Linked DNA regions of Homo sapiens: all the other regions are linked to region 3. Evidence: read pairs that join two places in POLR2A ChIA-PET (ENCODE). Cell type or tissue: OCI-LY7. All regions are shown on one strand.

Region 1 (8,000 bases), 140 kb after region 3:
AAAAAAAAAAAAAAAAAAAGAAGGAGAAGAAGAAGAAGAAAGAAAAAGTGAAGTTTAAGGCCTGTTATGAAAAAATATGCTAAGAAATATATAGAAAATAGATTCCTAGAAGTTATGGGGAAAGAAGCATAAAGTTAACAGAAAAGATGTATATAAATCTCAAACTAAAAGATTGACAAATTAGACATCGCTATTGCCTTGACACTTCTAAACTATATCCAACTGCTATTTGCCAGGACAAGACTGAATGCAAACACTTGTTAATACCCAGAAGTGTTGCGAGATTTTCAGTTGTGTATGTGTACTTGTGAAAGTTCATTACAATATTGTAGTAATACAAAATTAGAAACAACCTGCCTATCAATAGGGATTTAAAAAGTGTTCCATTATTGGATGGAATTATACAACTACTTCAAAAAGTGAGGTTACCAATGTATTCTTAGAATAATGTTGAATATTCATTTACATGAAATATATATTGTGTTCTATGTATGTAACACGTTGTTAGGTGGGAAAAAAGTAATTCTCAACAAAAACATTTGTATAATATAATCCCATGGTTTTATTAGAAATTAAGAGAGACAGGGATAAATTGAGCAAAGAAATCTGTTAACACTGGTATCTCAGAAAAGGGACTATGAAGAATTTTCACTTTAAATATATTTTTGCAATGTCTGAATTTTTTTAACAATGATCCTGTATTTCTTCTGTAAGAAGAAAATCTCAATAAAGTTAAATTCTTAAAATGTAATTTAGAATACCTGCTGAAACAGTTTCACTTAATACTTTCATCTCTCGTTCACATTTTATGGCTTCAGATTCTTCCTCAGCAGAACTCTATAAAAAACCACAGACATATGGGTGTGATTGTCAGTGTCTACATAGTACAGTCATTGTCTTTGTGTTCCAGTCCTCACTTCAGATGCCTGCTACCTTAATTCTAGGCTGAAAACCCCAAACTGATACTTGCTCTACCATAAAACTGGACTCAAAAGCAATATTTTAACAAGCAATTAAAATATCTACAAAACTTCACAAGGGCAAGAGGTTACCCTGCTCAGATTCTCTGCTGAAAATCCTCAAGTGTAAAAGATGGAGATTAGGAAGCAATGCAAGCTATAAAAAATATTATTTATATTTGCATTTTGGTTTATCCAGGAGGTAGATTTTGCTTAAATTTGATAATCAGCTCTGGTAGAGTCATCCCAAAGCCTGCTTTTGGGTAAGTCTCTCAAGGAAATTAAAGATGTTGCAGCTCAAGTAATGTAGAAGATAGTATCCCATTGTACTCTAGTGCAGTAAAAATAATCTAGACTTTATGTCTAAATCTGCCACTAACTTACCTTTCTGACCTTGAGCAAGTCATTTAACTATTATGAGCCTCAAATTCCTGATGTAACAATAACACATTTGGTATTTAACTGTGTATCAGACATATAACACATCTTGCAAACAATCCGAAGAAATAAGGAAACTGAAGCTGAGGGAGATAACTGTTTTAAGGGTCAAATAAGATAATGGAAATAAAAGAACTTTGGGTAATGTAAAGCACTAGATAAATGCAGTGTTGCTAGTATAAAAATTGTGTGTGTGTGTGTGTGTGTGTGTGTGTGCTAATACTTGCAAATTGAATGACATCCAGCAAACTTCACTTGACTTCAGGTAGCACCTGTACTTCTGCAGCAATAGAATAACCTTATACCAGAGTTCTAGTCAGAAATTTAAAGCTAGTTATTCCCATGACTCTTACCCATCATACACAGACAAGTCCCCCTTAGTAGACTAGCCTTTCCCATCTCTCATCACCATATTGCCCTATGTGTCTTCCCCCTGACCAGCTTTAACACTATTACATTCTCTGCAAACCCTTTCCATCATGCCTCTGAACCTTCTCCCTTATTTATTCATTCAAAAAAAAAATTACAGAGCTCCTAAATAGTAGTGGCATTGCTAGACACTGGCAATAAAAAACAAGGTCCCTGACATAAGGAACTTCCAGACTATTAGGGAAGCAAGTAAACAAATGGGTATATTTTTGTAAGTGTTGTAGTATAAAGTAAAGGAGCCACAATAGGAGTACAAGGAAGAGGAGTTAATTCTGTGGGAAAATGTGTGGGTGAAGACAGGCAACACCTCTCTTACCTAAAGGTAGTAAGTTTGAACTAAATTTTTTTTTAACTTTTATTTTAGGTTTGAGGGTGCATGTGAAGGCTTGTTGTACAGGCAAACTCAGGTCACAGGGGTTTGTTGTACAGATTATCTCATCACCTAGGTATGAAGCCTAGTACCCAATAGTTATTTTTCTGCTCCTTGCTCTCCTCCCACCCTCTACTCCTAAGTAGGCCCCAGTGTCTGCCATTCTCTTCTTTGTGTTCATCAGTTCTCATCATTTAGCTCCCACTTACAAGTGAGAATATGTAGCATTTGGTTTTATGTTCCTGCATTAGTTTGCTAAGGATAATAGCCTTCAGCTCCACCCACGTTCCTGCAAAAGACACGATCTCATTCTTTCTTATGGCTGCATAGTATTCCATGGTGGGTATGTACATTTTCTTTATCCAATCTGTCACTGATGGGCATTTAGGTTGATTCCATGTCTCTGCTATTGTGAAGAGTGCTACAATGAACATTCACGTTCATGTGACTTTATGGTAGAATGATTTATATTCCTCTGAGTATATACCCAGTAATGGGATTGCTGGGTGAAATGGTAATTCTGCTTTTAGCTCTTTGAGGAATCACCATATTGCTTTCCACAATGGTTGAACTAATTTACACTCCCACCAACAGTGTATAAGTGTTCCCTATTCCCCGCAACCTCACCAGCAACTTTTATTTTTTGACTTTTTAGTAGTAGCCATTCTGACTGGTGTGAGATGATATCTCATTGTGGTTTTGATTTACATTTCTCTAATGATCAGCGATATTGGGCTTCTTTTCATATGCTTCTAGGCCACACGTATGTCTTCTTTTGAAAAGTGTCTATTCATGTCCTTTGCCCACTTTTTAATAGGGTTGTTTCTCTCCTGTAAATTTAAGTTCCTTATAGATGCTGGATATTAGACCTTTGCCAGATGCATAGTTTGCAAATATTTTCCACCATTCTGCAGGCTGTTTACTCTGTTGATAGTTTCTTTTGCTGTGCAGAAACTCTTAAGTTTAATTAGATGCCACTTAATCAATTTTTGCTTTTGTTGCAATTGCGTTTGGTGCCTTTTTCATGAAATCTTTGCCCATCCTATGTCCAGGATTGTATTGCCTGGGTTGTCTTTCAGGGTTTTTATAATTTTGGGTTTTACATTTAAGTCTTTCATCCATATTGGGTTGATTTTTGTAAACAGTATAAGAAAGAGGTACAGTTTCAATCTTCTGCATATGGCTAGCCAGTTATCCCAGAACCATTTTAATTGAATAGGGAGTCTTTTCCCCATTGTTTGTTTTTGTCAGCTTTGTTGAAGATGAGATGTTTGCAGATGTGTGGCCTTATTTCTGGTCTCTCTTATCTGTTCCATTGGTCTATGTGCCTGTTTCTGTACCAGTACCACGCTGTTTTGGTTATTGTAGCCCTGTAGTATACTTTGAAGTCAGGTAATGTGATGCTTCCAGGTTTGTTGAACTAAATATTGAAAGATAATTATTAATAGATCCTCCCCCAAAAAGGGTGGGAGAGAATTCTAATGTGAGTGAAAGTGAAAGGCATGAAGCAAAACAGGATTCCAAGCACTCCAAGTGGTCAGGTATAGCTGGAGTGAGGCATGCTAGGAGGGTGTAAAGATCTGAGGCTGGAGAGATGCAGGGGCCAGATTGTGGACAGCTCTGAATGCCACTCTGAAGACTTTAAAATGTCTCCTATGGGTAAAGGAGAGCTCATAAAAGGCCTTCAGTAGGAACCTAATGTGAAGAAATTTGCATTTGGAAAGAGTATTCTGGCAGCCACCTGATGAATGGGCTGCTCAGTGAAGTGCTAGAAGTCCAGTGTAGACAAGATCAGGACCTACCCAAGGCAGAAGCAACCAGGGCCACTAGAAGGAGCTTATAGGAGAGATGATAAGGAATTAAAAGCAATCTAACTTGAGGAGGGACTGGATATAAAAGTAAAGCAAGGGAGAGGCTACGGCTGATGTTCAGGTGTTGGATTTAGGTAATTAAGGTAGAGAGTGATAACAATTAGCACCAAAAAAAAGAAAAAAGAAAAGGAAGAGGAAGGACAGGTTTGGGGGAAAAGTAATGAATTTGATTGTGGAATGTTGAATTTGAGGTGCCTGTGGGATAGCCAGGTGGCCTTTGGCATTATTTACCTTTAAAAACCAAGTTGCATTTATTTCTTTCAGGGAGGATTATGATCAATAAAAATACCAAAGATATCAGACCAATAGGTAAGTCAGTCTAATTCATATCTTTAAAAAGTTGAGAACTCTTCAAAGAGTTTAGACCAAACTGGCTTCTTATCTTGCAGGAACACTAGGAATTCAGACTTTCTCAACAGAACTTTTCCCTTGATAAACACGAGTACTTCACCTCAGCATGCAACAACAGGAATTTATCAGTTTCTATAGTACCACATCATAAAGAGGATATTCTTGCATATAACACATTGCCTTTACATAAGTCAATTTTTAAAAAAATTGTACTACTCTTTAGCTCAATTGACTCTTTTTTGAAGTTAGACTTCTAGAAGGATGCAGTGAGTCAACTTACATTCTAGCACAAGCTCCTTAATTTTGATAACTAGTCTAGAATGGGTTCCTGTAATTGCAACAGTGTCATCAGAACGTGCTCCCGCACAAAAACTTCAAATCTCATTTGCTGACAATACAGGTATAATGTATAAGCTTTATATATAATAATAATAATAAACTCCTTGTGTTTGTTGGCAATGAAGCCAAAAAAATACTTCTTTATTCCTATTTTCATCATGTTTTATATCTGGTAATGATGGTCCTCTTTCATCATAATTCTTTTACAAAATTGGGTGTTTTCCAAGTATTTTTTTCTTCTAGGTAAACTTTAATAGTATTTTGTCAAGTCTCAAAAACTGACAACTGGAATTTTTACTTCAATTGTATTAAATTTATAGACACAATAGATTTAAAGTAAATAACAATTTCTAAAAGATGTTTGCTTGGAAATGTTGACAGAATATGAATCAGAGAAGGTAGCTAAAGTATAACTTTTCAATGATATCTTGTCTCAATGTATACGAGAACTGGCTTATACCATGAAAGAATGTCATGGGACACTAGCAAATAATTTTCATTGCAACTTGATAAATGCACAGATAGTATAACATAGAAATTCCTTAGTATATGTGCAATTTGAATTTGATATAAAAACATAACCTATCATTAATAGGTGGATCAATAAAAACAGAATATAGATTCCAGAAATAGAGAATAGGATCCACTTGAAAATTTAGCATATGGCATTTCAGATCAATGGAAAACGCCTAGGTTTATATGGTATGTGTTTTGAGACAGCTGGCTAAGATTTGCAATAAAATAAATTTAGATTCATTCTTCTCACTTTACACTAAAATAAATTCCAGATGGATATAAGATTTAAATGTAAAAACAAAACTAAACCAATCAAAAGCTACAAAAACCATGAAAGTATTGGAAAAGAATATATGAAACTGATGCCAACAATTATTAATGAAGTAAATGATCTTGATAATATCTGCAAAATGTCAGCACTGAACACTTTACAAGTTTGACAGAATGTCTTGAATTTTATTATCCATCAACAGAAGATCTATGCAAAAGAAATTCATTGATCTGAAATATACTTTTTCATCAAAAGATAATTTAAATTTTACTATAACTCAAAATAAATTGTTGGAACTGATTCTTGATAAGGAATTGAAAATGAATTTTGAAAATACAGCATTAATTAAGAATAATTATCCTGGGTCTACTGGTCTCATTCATTCCAGTGGCTTTAAATACTATCTATAGACCAATGGTCCCCAAATATAAGCTAGTGATGCTCTGTAGGTCACACACATTGTACCGCTTGATTCCAGAAGTTCAGAACATAACCTGCACGTGAACATGTACGTAGCAGCTGTGTCTGACTTTCCTCTGAACTCCAGGTTCACATTTGCCTACCTGTCATTTCCACTTGCATCCCCCAAACTTACCCAAACAGAACTCTTTGTTTCACAGCCACTCTCAACTGTTTCACTCTATTTTTGTTCATCTCTGTAAACTGTATCACCATATGCCTCATTTCTCAAAATAAAAACTCAGTAAGATATATTTTACCTCCAAAACATCTCCCAAACATATTCATCTTTCTATAACTCTTACTGCAACCTCTGTCCAAACCACCATGACTTATTACTTACCAGTACTATTTAACTAGACACTGTGCTTTTATTCTGGCCCCTCACAATTTGTTCTCCATACAGTAGCCAGAATAACCTTTCAGGGCCATACATCACATCATGTCACACTCCTACTTACCACCCTCTAATGGCTCCCCACTACATTTACAATAAAAGCCTAAATTCTCACTCTGGCCTGCAAAGCCTGACTTTATCTGGCTTCTGCCTCCCTTTCCAACTTTATTACATACCACTTTGCTTCTTGCCCATCATACATCAGTCGCTGGCCTTCCTTCTCACTTCTGTTTTATGACTTCTGCAATAATTGTGCCTGAAGACTATTTTTACCTTCATTTTAAATAGCTGATTCCTTCTTGTCATCTGGGTCTCGGCTAAATAATACCCCATCAAACAGGCCCTCCCTAACTACCCAATGTAAAGTCACTCCCAGTTTAATCCTGTTTAATTTGGTGCATGAATGATTACTATATGGTATTTTCTACTTTTTCTTATTTATTGTTGATTTCTCCTAACTTGTATGTAAATTATGAGAGAAGGAGCCTTATTTGTTCTTTAGCCATCCTCCCGAGGGCCAGAATGGTGCCTACCACATAGAGGTAGGCGTATGATAAATATTCAGTAAGTGAGTAAGGAAATGAGAACAACTCCCAGGGTATGACCTGGAAATGCACTGAAAACATACATTTGTGGCACATTAAAGGTTGTTGAATGTTAAGGAGCTCTGATGCTAGGTTTTTTATATAACTTATTCCCATGGATTTTTAATTTATCCACGATGATCACAAAACATCCCAAATTACTAAGGCTATTTCATGTCTCCATACTTTTCCCTCTGACCAGAATAACTTCCTTTCCTTCCTATCTAAACTTCTCCATGCTACACCAAAAGATTCAGCTCATGTTACCTCATGAGAGAAGACTTCCAATCTGTTCATTTGTTTTTATTTTGGGTTTATTTTTATTTTATTTTTATTTTTTTTTTTTGACATGGAGTTTCACTCTTACTGCCCAGGCTGGAGTGTAATGGCATGATCTCAGCTCACCGCAACCTCTGCCTCCCAGGTTCAAGTGATTCTCCTGCCTCAGCCTCTTGAGTGGCTGGGATTACAGGTACCTGCCACCATACCTGGCTAATTTTGTATTTTTAGTAGAGATGGGGTTTCTCCATGTTGGTCAGGCTGGTCTCAAACTCCCGATCTCAGGTGATCCCCCTGCCTCGGCCTCCCAAAGTGCTGGGATTATAGGCATGAGACACCACGCCCAGCCTATTTTGATCTCTTAACCCCCATGTAGAATCTCTCTCATTGCATATATTAGAAGATATGGTAACTGTTACTCTTCTAATCCACAAGATTGTTAGCTCATTAAAAACAAGAGCGTGTTGAATCCCTTATCAATAGCAGGTATTTGGTAAATGTTTGCCAATAACATATACATTACATATATAAAATATTTATATGGGCCGGGCGCGGTGGCTCACGCCTGTAATCCCAGCACTTTGGGAGGCCAAGGCAGGCAGAGCACAAGGTCAGGAGATCGAGACCATCCTGACTAACACGGTGAAACCCCGTCTGTACTAAAAATACAAAAAATTAGCCGGGCGCGGGGGCGGGTGCCTGTAGTCCCAGCTACTTGGGAGGCTGAGGCAGAAGAA
Region 2 (8,000 bases), 150 kb after region 3:
GTTTATGGGGCTACACAAATATTTGAATCCAATCTCTTTTTCGTTCATGCTTTTGGTTTTGATGCACTGGTAAGTACGAAAGGTCTTCTTAGTAAAGATAATAAAATAAGTTTCCTATATTCTGTTCAAATACTTTCATTATTTTTATAATTTTTGAATAGTTCAGTTTGTTTTTATATTTAAAACTGTGATTTTTTTTTTTTTTTAGTCTTTAGGGTAAAGTGAGAATCGAAATTTCTTTTAAATCTTAGTCAACTGCCCCAGCACCAATTGTTATATCAAACTCATCCTGTCCATTCTCGACTTCGAGTTTCTTTTATATAGATATTACACTCCTATTTCTATCCATCATCTCTCATTCTTTTCCCCTAACAAATCCCATTAAATTATCTCTGTCTTCCTCTTTTGAGCTGCTGATTGTCTTTATAAATCTAGTGATTTTTGCTCCCTGCAGTCTACTCACACCTACGAAAGGCGGTTTACACTGTTCAGAATCTGTGGCAAGTATAGGCCCATCTGACAAGTAGTTTTGTGTTGGGGGATTCTTCGCTCTAAGCAGTCACCCACCACCCTTCCCCCTTCAGCACAGAAGATGGCTTCCCCCTCCTGCCCTGGCACACCTCACCAATACTATGGGGTTCTTCGGCTTCTGTGGAAATCATACATACTTCAGCATTATTCATATTAGCATTTTCAGAATGTTGTGGGGTTTTCAGCAGAAGGATAGAGCACAGATACATAAGCATAAGCGTCTACACATGTGTCTGTTGGGTGGTGGTGAGATATGTTCCTGGAAATGAGGGTGCTGAGTTAATGTTACTCTCACTTTCTAGGCAATCACCTGTCCCTTTCTAAATCCCATGGATATAAATCCTCCAGCCAGGTTCCTGTATCTACCATTCACACAATTCTTACCATTCACAGACTTTGGACAAGTTTTCATTGCCTTTTATAAAGTAAAATTATTTCTGCCATATCACTAATTGCCTGCTGATCTTTATTTGAGGTTTCTTGGACTATGTATTTGTTTTGTTTTTATTTTTGTTTTTAAGACAGGGTCCCGCTCTCTTGCCTAGGCTTGAGTGCAGTGGCATGACCACTGCTCACTGCAGCCTCGACCTCCTGGGCTCAGGCAATCCTCTCACCTCAGGGTTCCTAGTAACTTGAACTATAGGCACATGCCACCACATCCGGCTACTTTTTTTGATTTTTAGTACAGACGAGGTCTTGATATGTTGCTCAGGCTGGTCTTGAACTCCTGAGCCCAAGGGATCCTCTTGTTTAGGCCTTGAGCCACTGCACCCAGCCTAGACTATGTATTTGAACATAGCCTCAAATTTGATAAAATGTGCATCTTGCCATTCATTATAATGGTTTTCCTTGGCGTACTTTTTTTTTTTTTTTTTTTTTTGAGACAGAGTCTCACTCTGTCGCCCAGGCTAGAGTGCAGCGGCACAATCTCGGCTCATTGCAACCTCTGCCTCCCAGGTTCAAGTGATTCTCGTGCCTCAGCCTCCCGAGCAGTTGGGATTACAGGCACATGCCACCATGCCCAGCTAATTTTTGTATTTTTAATAGAGACAGGGTTTCACCATGTTGGCCCGGCTGATCTCAAACTCCTGACCTCAGGTGACCCACCTGCCTCAGCCTCCCAAAGTGCTGGGATTATAGTCATGAGCCACTGCACCTGGCCTCCTTGGTGTACTTTTGTGGCACTTTCAACATCATCATTTGCATATCTTTATTCATCATTATAACCTAAAATGGTTCAATGTAACATTACATAATAACAAAAACTGGATGTAGTTAAACTCATTGGTAAGGGCCATTCAAACTAAGAAAAGCTTAGCTCGGTACTTTCAGGCCCACTAGCTGTCTACACTAATTGATGACAAATATTGAGAAGAAGATATAAATTCACTATGCAGTCAGTATTGTAGTGGATTCATATGCTTATATATTTAGTATAAAAGTATTGCCATTTAGGAAAAATGGCAGATATGAGGCAGGACTAACTTGAAGCTCCCACTTGGACAGACAGAACAGTGAGTGTATGGAGACTCACATCATGAACTTTTGCTCCAAGAACTACTGCAGGAACACACCAGGAAAACGGAAATAATTCACAGACTCTGAAAGAAGCACTTGCCACTGCAAACTCCATGAGACAGCCAAAATACTGTGAGTGTCCAAAGTGTGAGGGGGGATAATCTGCCTCCAAACACACATCCTCACTGGAGAACCTGAAAATCCAGATCATGGGAGAAGGATTTAACCTTACCTAGAACTGAAATGGATTTAGAAAGCCGAATGAAATATAAAAGTAGAAGAAGCAGTGGGAAGAGCCCTGTAGGCGCTCCTGGTCTCCAGGGAAGCCATTTCTGACTTTTATCTCACAGGGGTCCTTGGGGAGAGCTGCCAGTGGAATTGGGGAAGGACCACAGGGAGAAGGAAACTTCTAGCTGAACTTTGCAATAATTTCCACCAAACACAAATTTTCCTGGGCAGGATCCGGGAACAGGGGATGGGGGGCGGTGGGAAATGGGAAGTACAGACACAAGCACAGAAGCCACAGAGGGCAGCGGGGAGGGCAGGGCAGCAAAAGCCCTGTTTACTTTCTTAGCAGGGAGGCTGGTAGCCTGGGGCAAGATCTCAGCCCTACTCACTGGTTGCCTGGATATAAACTCAGTGCTGTTGGTGATGCATGGTGGGAGTGAGACTGGCCTTGATGGATGTGTAGGAGCTGGGTGAGGCCCATCACTGCTGACTTTCCCCCACCTCTCTGGCGGCCTGTATGACACAGCAGAGGCAGCCATAATCCCCCTGGGAGCATAATTCCACTGGCCTGAGAAGCATACCCCCATCCCCTAGAGCAGCCGCAGCAACCCCCGCCCAAGGAGAGTCAGAGCCCAGACATGCCTATACCTGCCTCCACCTGATGGTCTTTCTTTACCTACCCTGATAGCCAAAGGCAAAAGACATAATCTCTTGGGAGCTCTATGGCCCCATCCATCACCTGAGAAACCTGAATACTTATCCAGGTTACCTTAGGGCAAGCTTGTATCCTCCCACACTACCGCAGCTGATGCCCTCTTGAAAGCGCCACCTCCTGGCTGAAGGCCAACAAACAGCCAGCATTTGAGAAAACCAGTGCCCTAAACAAAACTACAACCAAGAACCCTCACAGAGTCCACTTCATTCCCCTGCTACCTCCACTAGAGCAGGTTCTGGTATCCACAGTTGAGAGCCCTGAAGATGAATTACATCACACGACTCTTTGCAGACACTCCGCAGTACCAACCTGGAGCGCAGTAGCTCCACTGGGTGGATAGACCCAGAAAAGTAATAATAATAACTGCATTCTGGCTCTCAGGAAGCCTCATCTGTAGGGGAAGGGGGAGAGCCCATCAAGGGATCACCCTGTGGGACAAATGAATCTGAAAAGCAGCCCTTGAGCCCCAGATCTTTCCTCTCATATAGTTTACCCAAGTGAGTAGGAACCAGAAAAACAATTCTGGTAATATGAAAAGACAAGGTTCTTTAACACCCCCAAAAGATCACACTAGCTCATCAGCAGTAGATCCAAACCATGAAAAAAATCTCTGAATTGCCACAAAAAGAATTCAGAAGGCCGATTATTAGGCTACTCAAGGAGTCATCAGAGAAAGGTGAAAACCAACTTAAAGAAATTGTAAAAATGATACAGGCGATGGATAAAAAAATCTCCAGAGAAATAGATAGCATAAATAAAAAACAATCACAACTTCTGGAAAAGAAAGACACACTTAGAGAAATGCAAAATACACTGGGAAGTTTTCAACAATGGACCTAAACAAATAGAAGAAAGAACTTCAAAGCTTGAAGACAAGGCTTTTGAATTAACCCAACCCAACAAAGAAAAAGAAAAAAGAATTTTAAAAAATGAACAAAGCCTCCAAGAAGTCTGGGATTATGTAAACAACCAAATCAAAGAATAACTGGTGTTCCCAAGGAAGAAGAGAAATCTAAAAGCTCAGAAAATATATTTGAAAGAATAATCAAGGAAAACTTCCCTGGTTTTTGCCAGAAATCTAGATATCCAAACACAAGAAGCTCAAATAATGCCTGGGAAATTTATCGTAAAAAGATAATCACCTAGGCACACAGTCATCAGGTTATCTAAATTCAAGACAAAGGAAAAAGTCTTAAGAAATGTGAGGCAAAAGATTAAAAGCAGATTTCTCAGCAGAAACCTTACATGCTAGAAGGGATTGGGGTCCTATCTTTAGCCTCCTTAAACAAAATAATTATCAGCCAAGAATTTTGTATCCAGCAAAACTAAGCTTCATAAATGAAGGAAAGATAAAGTCTTTTTCAGACAAACAAATGCTAAGAGAATTTACCACTAAGTCAGCACTACAAGAATTGCTAAAAGGAGTTATAAATCTTGAAACAAAACCTCAAAATATACCAAAACAGAACCCCCCTAAATCATAAATCTCACAGGGCCTATAAAACAATAACACAACATAAAAACAAAACAAAAAAATAATATATTTAGGCAACAACTAGCACAATGAATAGAATAGTACCTCACATCTCAATACTAACATTGGATGTAAATGGCCTAAATGCTCCACTTAAAAGATACAGAACCACAGAATGGATAAGAATTCACCAACCAAGAACCTGTTGTCTCCAAGAGACTCATCTAACACATAGAGTCACATAAACTTAAAGTAAAGAGGTGGAAAAAGACATTCCATGCAAATGGACACCAAAAGCAAGCAGGAGTAGCTATTCTTATATCAGATAAAACAGACTATAAACAACAGTAGTTTAAAAAGACAAAGAGGGACACTACATAATGATAAAAGGTCTAGTCCAACAGGAAAATATTACATTCCTAAATATATATGCACTTAACACTGGAGTTCCCAAATTTATAAAACAATTACTACTAGACCTAAGAAATGAGATAGATGGCAACACAATAATAGTGTGGGACTCCAATACTTCAACACTGACAGCACTAGACAGGTCATCAAGACAGAAAATGGAAAAAAAAAAACAAAACAAAACTATACCCTAGAACAAATGGACTTAACAGATATTTACACAACACTCTACTCAACCACTGCAGAATATACATTCTATTATTCATCAGCTCAAGGAACATTATCCAAGATATACCATATGAGAGGACACAAAACAAGTCTCAATAAATTTAAGAAAATTGGGCCAGGCACAGTGGCTCATACCTGTAATCCCAGCAGTTTTGGAGGCCAAGACGGGTGGATCACCTTAGATCAGGAGGTGGAGACCAGCCGGGCCAAATGGTGAAACTCTGTCTCTACTAAAAATACAAAAAATAGCTGGGCATGGTGGCATTTGCCCGTAATTCCAGCTATCCAGGAGGCTGAAGCAGGAGAATCACTGGAACCCAGGAGGCAGAGGCTGCAGTGAGCTGAGATCACACCACTACACTCCAGCCTGGCAACAGAGTAAGACTCGGTCTCAAATGAATAAATAAATTTAAGAAAATCAAAATTATATTCAGTATTCTCTCAGACCACAGGGAATAAAATTGGAAATCAACTTTAAAAGGAACCCTCAAAACCATGCAAATAAATGAAAATTAAATAATCTGCTCCTAAACAATCATTGGGTCAACAATAAAATCAAGATGGAAATTTAAAAATTCTTTGAACTGAACAATAATAGTGACAAAACCTATCAAAACCTCTGGGATACAGCAAAAGTGATGCTAAGAGGAAAATTCATGGTATTAAATACCTAAATCAAAAACTCTGAAAGAGCACAAATAGAAAATCTGAAGACACACCTCAAGGAACTAGAGAAAAAAGAACAAACCAAACCCAAACAAAGCAGAAGAAAAGAAATAGCTAAGATCAGAGCAGAACTAAATGAAATTGAAACAAAAAAAAAAATACAAAAGATAAATGAAATAAAAATCTGGTTTTTTGAAAAGACAAACAAAATTGACAGACCATTAGCGAGATTAACCAAGAAAAGAAGAGAGAAGATTCAAATAAACTCAATTAGAAACAAAATGAGAGATACTACAACTGATAGCACAGAAATACAAAAGATCATTCAAGGCTACTATGAACACCTTTATGCACACAAACCAGAAAACTTAAAGGAGATGAATAGATTCCTGGAAATATACACCTCTCCCAGATTAAAACAGAAATAAATAGAAGCTCTGAACAGATCAATGGCAAGCAGCAAGACTGAAATGGTAATTAAAAAAAAATTACCAATAAAAAAAAAGTCCAGAACCAGATGGATTCACAGCTGAATTCTATCAGGCATTCAAAGAAAAATTGATACCAATCCTATTGACACTATTCCAAAAGGTAGAGAAAGAGGGAATCCTTCCTAAATCGTTCCACGGAGCCAGTATCACCCTAATACCAAAACCAGGAAAGGGTATAACAAGAAAGGAAACTACAGACCAATATCCCTGATGAACATAGATGTAAAAATCCTCAACAAAATATTAGCTAACCGAATCCAACAGCATATCAAAAAGATAATTCATGCAGCCATAAAAAAGGATGAGTTCCTATCCTTTGCAGGGGACATGGATGAAGCTGGAAACCATCATTCTCAGCAAACTAACACAAGAACAGAAAACCAAACACTGCATGTTCTCACTCATAAGTGTGAGTTGAACAATGAGAAGCCATGGACACAGGGAGGGGAACATCACACACTGGGGCCTGTCGGGGGATGGGGTGATAGGGGAAGGATAGCATTAGGAGAAATACCTAATGTAGATGACAGGTTGATGGGTGCAGCAAACCACCATGGCACATGTATACCTATGCAACAAACCTGCACGTTCTGCACAGGTATCCCAGAACTTAAAGTATATAATAATAAATACATTTTTTAAAAAAGATAATTCACCATGATCAAGTGGGTTTCATACCATGGATGCAGGAATGGTTTAACATGTGGAAGTCAATAAATGTGATATACCACATAGAATTAAAAACAAAGCATCTGACAAAATCCAGCATCTCTTTATGATTACAACTCTCAGCAAAATCGGCATAGAAGGGAAATGCCTTAAGTTAATAAAAGCCATCTATGACAAACTCACAGCCAACATTATACTGAATAGGGAAACATTGAAAGCATTACCCCTGAGAACTGGAACAAGACAAGGATGCCCCCTTTCACAACTTCTATTCAACATAGTACTGGAAGTCCTAGCCAGAGCAATCAGACAAGATAAAAAAACGAAGGGCATCCAAATCAGTAAAGAAGAAGTCAAACTCTCATTGTTTGCTGATGATATGACTGTACACCTAGAAAACCCTAAAGACTCATCCTAAAAGCTCCTAGATATGATAAATGAATTCAGTAAAGTTTCAGCATACAAAATCAATGTACACAAATCAGTAGCACTGCTATATACCAACAGTGACCAAGCTGAGAATCAAATCAAGAACTCAGCCCCTTTTACAGTAGTTGCAAAAATAAATAAATAAATAAATAAATAAAATACTTAGGAATACACCTAACCAAGGAGCTGAAAGACCTCTACAAGGAAAACTGCAAAACACTGCTGAAAGAAATCACAGATGTCACAAACAAATGGAAATACATCCCATGCTCATGGATGGGTAGAATCATATTGTGAAAATGACCATACTGCCAAAAGCAATCTACAAATTCAATGCAATTCCCATCAAAATACCATCATCATTCTTCATGGAACTAGAAAAAAAAATCCTAAAATTCATATGAAACCAAAAAAGAGCCCACATAGCCAAACCAAGCTAAGCAAAAAGAACAAATCTGGAGGCATTGCATTACCTGACTTCAAACTATACTATTAAGCTATAGTCACCAAAACAGCATGGTACTGGTATAAAAATAGGCATATAGACCAATGGAACAGAATAGAGAACCTGGAAATAAAGGCAAATACTTACAGTCAACTGATCTTTGACAAAGCAAACAAAAACATAAAGTGGGGGAAA
Region 3 (8,000 bases):
CCCTCTCTCTCAAAAAAAGAGTTTGCTGTGAAAGAAAGGAAAGAAATGGAAACCAGCAGAGATAAGTAGAGAGTGCATACAGCCACTCACTCCACAGCCTCTGCAACTCTTGCTTTCTGCATGCCTACAGAATTAGCACCACATGGATACTGCCATACCCTTGACCTTATTAACAATAGCTGCAGCCCTGTCCTATCTCAAGTGCTGTATTCCACACTTTGACAAACACCTGCTAACTTTCCAGCTCACTCCTTGTAGTATCTCAAATTCACCAACCTTCTATCTTACCAGAATCTTTAATCCACTGACTTTATTACTATTATAATGTCCCTCATCCCCACACTTGTGTCATTTGTTTTCTCCCTACCTAGTTTACATCCTATGGTCATCAGTAGAGTCACTACTTTGCATACATTCAACTCTACTAAGTCCTTCTTACTTCTCACATCATACTTGCTTGGATAGATCACACCCCTAGTTAACTGCAACTCCCCACCTGCTCCGTGCCTGCAGCCATGCAGTTAAAAGACATAAAACTGTGCTAGCTGCTCTCCTATTAAATTTGGGACCATGAATTTTCATGCAGTCTTTCATGCTGCCCAGCAGTCATACAGTGTTTCCCTAATCCCTTCTCTCTCACATTCTCCCCTAGATTATTTTATACTTTCTCCTCTCCCTTATTTAACACTTCCTCCCTACAGCTTTGCTGAGATAGTTGAAGCAATCAGAAGAAATCATCCCCACCTCCCTCCCCTATAACTGCCCATCTGCACCTGTGCCCACACTCCAACCTTCCCTTCTTCTTAGGAATCACCTGTCTCTGCTGCTGGTGAAGTCCCACCACCTGTGCACTTAGAGTCACCCCTGACTCATGCTCAAGGACAGGTTCTGCCATTCTCATCTCTCTCTTCTGCATCCTCAGTCTCCCCCTCCTGATGATAATTCCCATAAACATGCAAACATGCAGTTATTTCTCCCAACTAAAACAAAAACTCCATTAACTCCACTTCTCTGTCTGCTAGTATCCATTTCTTTCCTTCCTTTTACAGCAATTTTTTTTTTTTTTTTTTTTTTTGAGACAGAGTTTCTCCCTTGTTGCCCAGGCTGGAGTGTAATGGCAAAATTTTCACTCACTGCAACCTCTGCCTCCCGGGTTCAAGCGATGCTCCTGCCTCAGCCTCCCAAGTAGCTGGAATTGCAGTCATGAGCCACCACGCCCAGCTAATTTTGTATTTGTAGTAGAGACGGGGTTTCACCATGTTGTCCAGGCTGGTCTTGAACTCCTGACTTCAGGTGATTCGCCCACCTCAGCCTCCCAAAGTGCTGGGATTACAGGCGTGAGCCACCGCGCCTGGCCCACAGCAAACTCTTAAAAAGCAGTATCCATCTTGGCAGTTTCTCATTTCTCTCCCCCATTCACTTTTGAACAAGTTATAATGAAATTGCTTTCATCAAGATCACCAATTACCTCCTCCTTCACTACTAATCCAAGATCGTTTCATAGTCCTCATTTTACTTGTCCTATCAGCAGCCCATTACTTTCTTCTCCGTAAAATGCTTTGTCCACTTGGCTTCCAGGACACTGCACTCACCTGATTTTCCACCTACCTTTCTGCTGTTCCTTTTCAGTCTCTTGCTAGTTCCTCCTCATGTCATCATTCAGACTGGTGAGTGCTGATGTGCAGTAGGGCTCAGCCCTGGACTTCCCTTCTCTGTCTGCCTTCACACCCTGGGTGATCTCAAGAGCTCTCGCAGCTCGAAGTGCCACCTGTAGGCTCAGGACTCCCAGATTTTTATCTTCGACCCAAAACCTCTCCCTTGAATCCAGACGTATATCCAAATTCCTATTTGACATTTCCACTTCATTTTTTTGACTTTGTACTTTATACAAACGCATTTTATTTTTATTTTATTTTATTTTATTATTTTTTAGAGATGAGGTCTCGCTATATTGTCCAGGCTGGTCTCAAACTCCTGAGCTCAAGCAATCCTCCCACTTCAGCCTCCCGAAGTACTGAGATTACAGGTGTGAGTCACCGTGCCTGGCCTACAAATGCATTTTATGTACAAGATTAATACATAAAATAGGACAATAAAGAACTATTCTGGGTTTGGTGGGAGGATTGGGGAGATATTGGTCAAAGGGCATAAGATTTCAGAAGAAATAAGTTCGAAAGATCTATTGTATATCATGGTGACTATAGTTAACAACAATATATTGTATGCTTGAAAATTGCTTAAGACAGTAGAGTTTAGGTGTTCTAGTCACACACACACAAATGATAAGCATGTGGAATAAAGCATATGTTAAATGCTTGATATAGTCATTTCACAATATGTACATATATCAAAACCGCATGGTGTACACCATAAATGCATGCAATTTTGACTTCTCAATTAAAACAAACAAAGAAAAACAAATTACTCTGAGTGAACTGGGTGAAAAGCAACCCTAAGGGGCTTTTCATTCACCTGAATATTTAATAGCCTCTTTTTTTTTTAAGTTAATAGAGGCAAAGTCTCACTGTGTCTGGTCTTGAACCTGAGGTCAAGTGATCCTCCCACTTTGACCTCCCAAGGTACTAGGATTATAGGCTTGAGCCACCATGCCTGGCCTTAATAGCATCTCAGACTTCACATTCTAAAACAGCTCCTGGTATTCCTCCTGTTCTCGAAACCATCTCAATCAATGGCAGCTACATTTTTCCCGTTGCTGAGGTCAAAATCTTGAAGTCATTCTTTATTACTCTCTTATTCTCATACCCACATTTGGTCTGCTAACATATTCTGTCTCATCTAACAGTCTATCTCCCTCTCTCTCTCTCTATCTCTCTCTCTCTCTATCTATCTATCTACAATTTACTGTCATCATTTCTCCTCTAGAAATATTGTGGAGTTTTTTGGGTTTGTTTGTTTGCTTGTTTGAGATAGGGTCTTGCTCTGTCAACCAGGTTGGAATGCAGTGACACAATCATGGCTCATTGCAGCCTCGACCTCCCAGACTCAGGCGATCCTCCCTCTTTAGCCTCCTGAGTAGCTGGGACTACAGGTGCATGCCACCATGCCCAGCTGATTTTTTAACTTTTATTTTTTGTAGAGATGGGGTCTCACTGTGTTGCCCAGGCTGGTCTCAAACTCCTGGGCTCAAATGATCCTCCTACCTTGGCCTCCAAAGTGTTGGGATTACAGGCATGAACCACTGTGCCTGGCCCTGGATTATTGCTGTAAACGTCTAACTTGTCTCACTATTTCTGCCGTTAACTCTCTTCAGACTCTCTTCAATTTATTCATTTATTCAGAGCACAATTCTGCTCCGTTTAAAATTCTCCAGAGGCGTCCCATCTCCCTTAGAGCAAAGGCCAATGTCCTATAACCCTAAGATCCTGTATAATTTTCCCCTGGCATTAGTGCTCCGCCCTCATTTCCTGCCACTCTCCCCTGTATTCAGGTCACTCCAGCCCCGCTGACCTCCTTGCTGTTTCTTGGCCATGTCAGGCACACTTGCACCTCAGGTCCTTTGCATCTGCCCTTCCTTCTGCCTGAATACATTTCCTCAAGTGTCCTCTCCCCAGTTCCTTCACTTCCTCAGGTCTTTACTCAAATATGCCTCCTGGAGAGCCCTTCCTGGGCTACCCTGTCTACAACTGCAAACCTCCCACCAAACTCATTCTTTGTATTTTTATATTTTCCTTTGGCATTTATCAGCCCATAACATGCTATATTTTTTGGCCTATTATGTTAATTTTCTGTCTCCCCCTGTGAAAAGTAAGCTGTATGAGAGCAGGAAGTTTGTCTGTTTTGTTCACTGTTTATCCTTAGCACTACAACATGCCTGATCCTACCAAGTACTCAGTATTTGTTGAATGAATGAATTATAATGGTGATGGGCATGATGAAAATAGGCAGACAGACAAGGCAAACATATACAATAATGCTTACTTTTATACACATTGGTGACAATTGTCAGTTGCAACTATTGTTAAAAAGTTATTTTATCCTCAATGTTCCTACATCATCAAAATAGAGTTCTGCACCCAGACAAGAGTTAAGGCACTAGAATTGAGGACTGCTACCAAAATGTGTGATTTTTGTAACTTAAAAAAGTCCCCACAGTGATATTTTAAATATTATGCTACCAAATATTATCATTCTTTTTTTTTTTTTTTTTTTTTTTTGAGACAGGGTCTCGCTCTGTTACCCAGGCTCAAGTGCAGTGACACAATCACAGCTGACTGCAGCCTTGACCTCCTCTGGCTCAAGCAATCCTCCCACCTCAGCCTCCTGAGTAGCTGAGACTACAGGCATGCACCCACCATGCCTGGCTAATTTTTATATTTCTAAGTAGAGGTGGGGGTTTCGCCATGTTGCACAGACTGGTCTCGAACTCCTGAGCTCAAGCGATCCACCTGCCTCAGCTTTCCAAAAGTGCTGGGATTACAGCCATGAGCCACTGTGCCCGGACTTCTTTTAAAAAAAAAAAAATCTTTCTTATGATACACAATTTGAGCTCACGAACCAGTAATCACAACATTGAGAATAAGATAAATCATAGGTAGGTTTATTAATGACTTCCAACTACTTACCAGCAGAGGGTGCTACTTATCCATATTTTCACACGTATAAAGCGTGTTTCGCTGAACTAACAGGCAGGCTTCAATACTGTAAATGACATTATCTTACAAATCTGTATTATGTGATAATGAATCAGCCACCCAAACATAAACATAATACCTTCAGTTTTAAAAATCTATATTTTTCTTGCCTTTATTTGTGAATTTAAATAGATGATACTGTACATGAATATGGTACAAAAATGTACAGAAATAATTAACTCTTTCTTCTATCCCAGTCCTCTAGTTCCTCAATTTTCTCTTCCAAGGTTATCATTGTCTCCAGTTTCTTCTGTATTTATGTGTATGTCTGTTATGTTTTGTGTTTGTATTGTATGTGTTTTTTGTTTTGTTTTGTATTTTAAATCAGAAATGCTATAAGTGCTATTCTTCAGCTTAGGGTTGATTTATAAACAAGCCCATAATTTTGGGATTCCATATCAGTACTTATAGAACATCTTTCTTTTAAACAGCTATATTTTATTCCAGTGTGTAAATAAACAGAAATTTATGTAACCAGTCCTCTGTTGATAGATGGTAAGGTTATTTTAAATATTTTGCCTTTCCAAACATTAGTAAATTAGTGTATTTTTACATTTATCTTTGTAAATATGTGCAAGTATATTTGTAGGGTAATTTCTTAGGGAAAATTGGGTAGCCATCTGAAAAATAATGAAGGTATAGTTTCATCTCTCTATACAAAGATAAATTCCAAATATATTAAATCAAAGACACTAGAGAAAAACAGAGGAGAATGTCTTTATGATTTTTGAGTCACGAAAGCTTTCTAAGGCTAACACGAACTCAGAAGGTATAAGAAAGAAGATTGAAATTTGACTGCACATTTTTAAAAATCTGTGTGGCAAAAACACCATAAACAAAAAACACAAATAACACCTGGTGAAAATGTATTTGTAACACATCCTACAAAGAACTAAATCTTGTAATATGTAAAGAGCTTTTGTGTATTGATAAAATCAAGCCCCATTCAAAAATGACCAAAGCATACAAATAAAACATAGAAATGGAAATACAAATGGCTTTAAACACATGAAACCATATTCATAAGGAAAGAAATCACAAATTACACTGTTTTTTGGTCTTTTTTTTTTTCCTTTTTGTGGAGAATGGGGGGGGGGTCTCACTATATCACCCAGGCAGGTCTTGAACTCAAGCTATCCTCCTGCCTCTGCCTCCCTAAATGCTGGGATTACAGGTGTGAGTCACCATGCCTCTTGAGAAATGCATATTAAAATAATGAGATGCTATATTTCACCTATCAGATTGGCAAAGACCAACATATTGTGTTCGTGAGGGTGTGGGGAAACAAGCAGGCTCACAGATTGTTGGTGAGACTGTAAATTGGTACAACCTCTATGGAAACCAATTTGGCATCAGCTAGCAAACTTTTAAAACTAGCCAGGTTTAGTGGCTCACAACTGTAATCTCAACATTTTGGGAGGCCAAGGCAGGTAGACTCTTGAGCTTAGGAGTTTGAGACCAGCCTGGGCAACAGGGTGAAACCCTGTCTCTACTAAAAATACAAAAATTAGCTAGGTGTAGCATGGCTGTAGTTCCAGCTACTCGGGAGGCTGAGGTGGGAGGATCGGGCTTGAACCCAGGAGGTCAAGGCTGCAGTGAGCTGTGATTGCACCACTGCCCTATAGCCTGGGTGACAGAGTGAGACTTCCTTTCTCTCTCTCTCAAAAAAAAAATTTATATGAAAGTTAGTAGAGTTTTTTTTTCTTTTAGTCAAATCTGTTTATTTGGATTATCTGCATGTTCTTAACCAGAAGGAAATGCTACACAGAGTTGAAGAATAAAGACAAAATATTAAAAATTTAAGGTAGGTATTATGTTCTTTGTATAATGTGGATAACAGCCATATTGAGCTACGGAAAGTAACATGACAAAAGAATCTCTGAGTGTATATCACTCACGGTCCTTTAGGAAATCGATAGTACCTTTTTTTAAAAAAAAAAAAAAGGAGGCTGCAAAGAGTTTCAATTCTTGAAAGTGTAGGCAGGGTTAAGGGAAACAGCATGGGGTGGTGGGCAACCTCAGGTGCTGGCATCTGGCTCTAGGAAGCCATTACCCTCCCTGGCAAGAGGCAATGGAGAAAACACTTACAGAACCAAGTGAACACTGTCACTTTGGGAGAGGCCACCTGACAGGGGCTGTGGAAAAGCGTGAGCCACTGTCAGACAGAGACCTGGCAGGGTGGGAGCCAGGAGAACAAATGCTGCAGACTCTTCCTCCTCCTGGCCCTCCATCTGCTGGGCCCTCCCACTGGCCACATTCAATGGGAAATCAGAGGGCAAAGGAGCCAGACTGATGCTGTCAATAGAGGCCTGTCTCCTGGGATGCTGAACAAAGATGGGTTGCTCTTGCTCTGCATCCACGGGATAGATCCGGAAGGGCAACGGATGATTTCATTCAGTGTAATATGCATCTTGGTAATATATTCAGGGCCTTGCTTCATTTCCACCTTTCTCCAAAAACATATTATCACTTTTCTTTCAAAGTAATTACTTCTGTAGTAATCCTTTTTGGAATGGAAGCCATAGATCATTCAAACTCCCAATCCTTTTCTTTCCGAGACAGCATCTTTATATGAAAATTGTCATAGCATGATGTAGGCTGATTTAAAAAAAGAAGAAAAAAAGGCTTTCTGAAGAGACTGCATTTGCACATTAAAGTCCAATTAAAAGGCTGGGCACAGGCACTTTGGGAGGCCGAGGCAGGCAGATCACTTGAGGAGTTAGAGACCAGCCTGGACAACATAGTGAAATTCTGTCTCTACTAAAAATACAAAAATTAGCTGGGCATGTTGGCGCACGCCTGTAGTCCCACTTACTTGGGAGGCTGAGGCATGAGAATTGCCTGAACCAGGGAGGCAGAGGTTGCAGTGAGCCAAGATCACACCACTGCACTCCAGCTTGAGCAACAGAGCCAGAATCTGTCTCAAATAATAATAATAATGATACTTCATTTAAAAAAGCAACTTAAAGGCAATGATACCTAGAATATAAGCACATTAAAGAGTATATTATGAGAAATAAATAGTGCATTTTACATAGAGTGGGTTTTGAAAAATAAAAGTTATGTTTGGCCATGCATGTACTGGAGAAGGAGTCCATTATCTGGTTTTCTTCTTTTCTTTCCTTTGTTTGTTTTTATTATTGTTGTTTTTGAGACAGGGTGTTGCTCTGTCACCCAGGCTGGAGTGCAGTGGTGCAATCTCTACTGGCTAACTGCAGCCTCGACTTCCCAGACTCAAGCTTGATCCTCCCACTTCAGCCTCCCAAGCAGCGGGACTACAGGTGCGTGCCACCATGCCTGGCTAATTTATTTTTTACTATTTTATTTTATTTATTTATTTATTTTTTA

What was found. ChIA-PET counts read pairs that join two places held together with the same protein. Peaks named below come from ENCODE experiments on the same cell type or tissue, not always from the same donor. Only the 100,000 strongest peaks of a DNase experiment are listed, where the experiment ranks them.
Region 1: POLR2A ChIA-PET joins it to region 3 with 12 read pairs; 10 of 35 experiments call an interaction of 5 or more read pairs at or near these places.
Region 2: POLR2A ChIA-PET joins it to region 3 with 16 read pairs; 6 of 35 experiments call an interaction of 5 or more read pairs at or near these places.

Annotation. Positions count from the first base shown.
Region 1 is chr12:25,122,450-25,130,449 of GRCh38, forward strand. It overlaps DNAI7 (dynein axonemal intermediate chain 7), which reads right to left. Exons shown (of 16, transcript NM_018272.5): 10 at 762-837. Among named protein-coding and RNA genes, the nearest start is that of DNAI7, 69 kb to the right of the region's middle. In OCI-LY7, no CTCF peak of the experiment used is centred here; no DNase peak of the experiment used is centred here; H3K27ac peaks cover 679 bases.
Region 2 is chr12:25,132,964-25,140,963 of GRCh38, forward strand. The region is part of intron 9 of DNAI7 (dynein axonemal intermediate chain 7); the gene reads right to left. Among named protein-coding and RNA genes, the nearest start is that of DNAI7, 58 kb to the right of the region's middle. RefSeq lists an enhancer at 2,752-3,251. In OCI-LY7, CTCF peaks have their summits at 3,115 (motif pointing left) and 3,317; a DNase peak (open chromatin) is centred at 3,098.
Region 3 is chr12:24,987,078-24,995,077 of GRCh38, forward strand. LINC02909 (long intergenic non-protein coding RNA 2909) reads right to left here. Exons shown (of 4, transcript NR_171024.1): 4 at 6,347-7,250. Among named protein-coding and RNA genes, the nearest start is that of LINC02909, 6.4 kb to the right of the region's middle. In OCI-LY7, CTCF peaks have their summits at 4,584 (motif pointing right) and 4,785; DNase peaks (open chromatin) are centred at 4,624, 6,706 and 6,828; H3K4me3 peaks cover 2,047 bases; H3K27ac peaks cover 3,170 bases.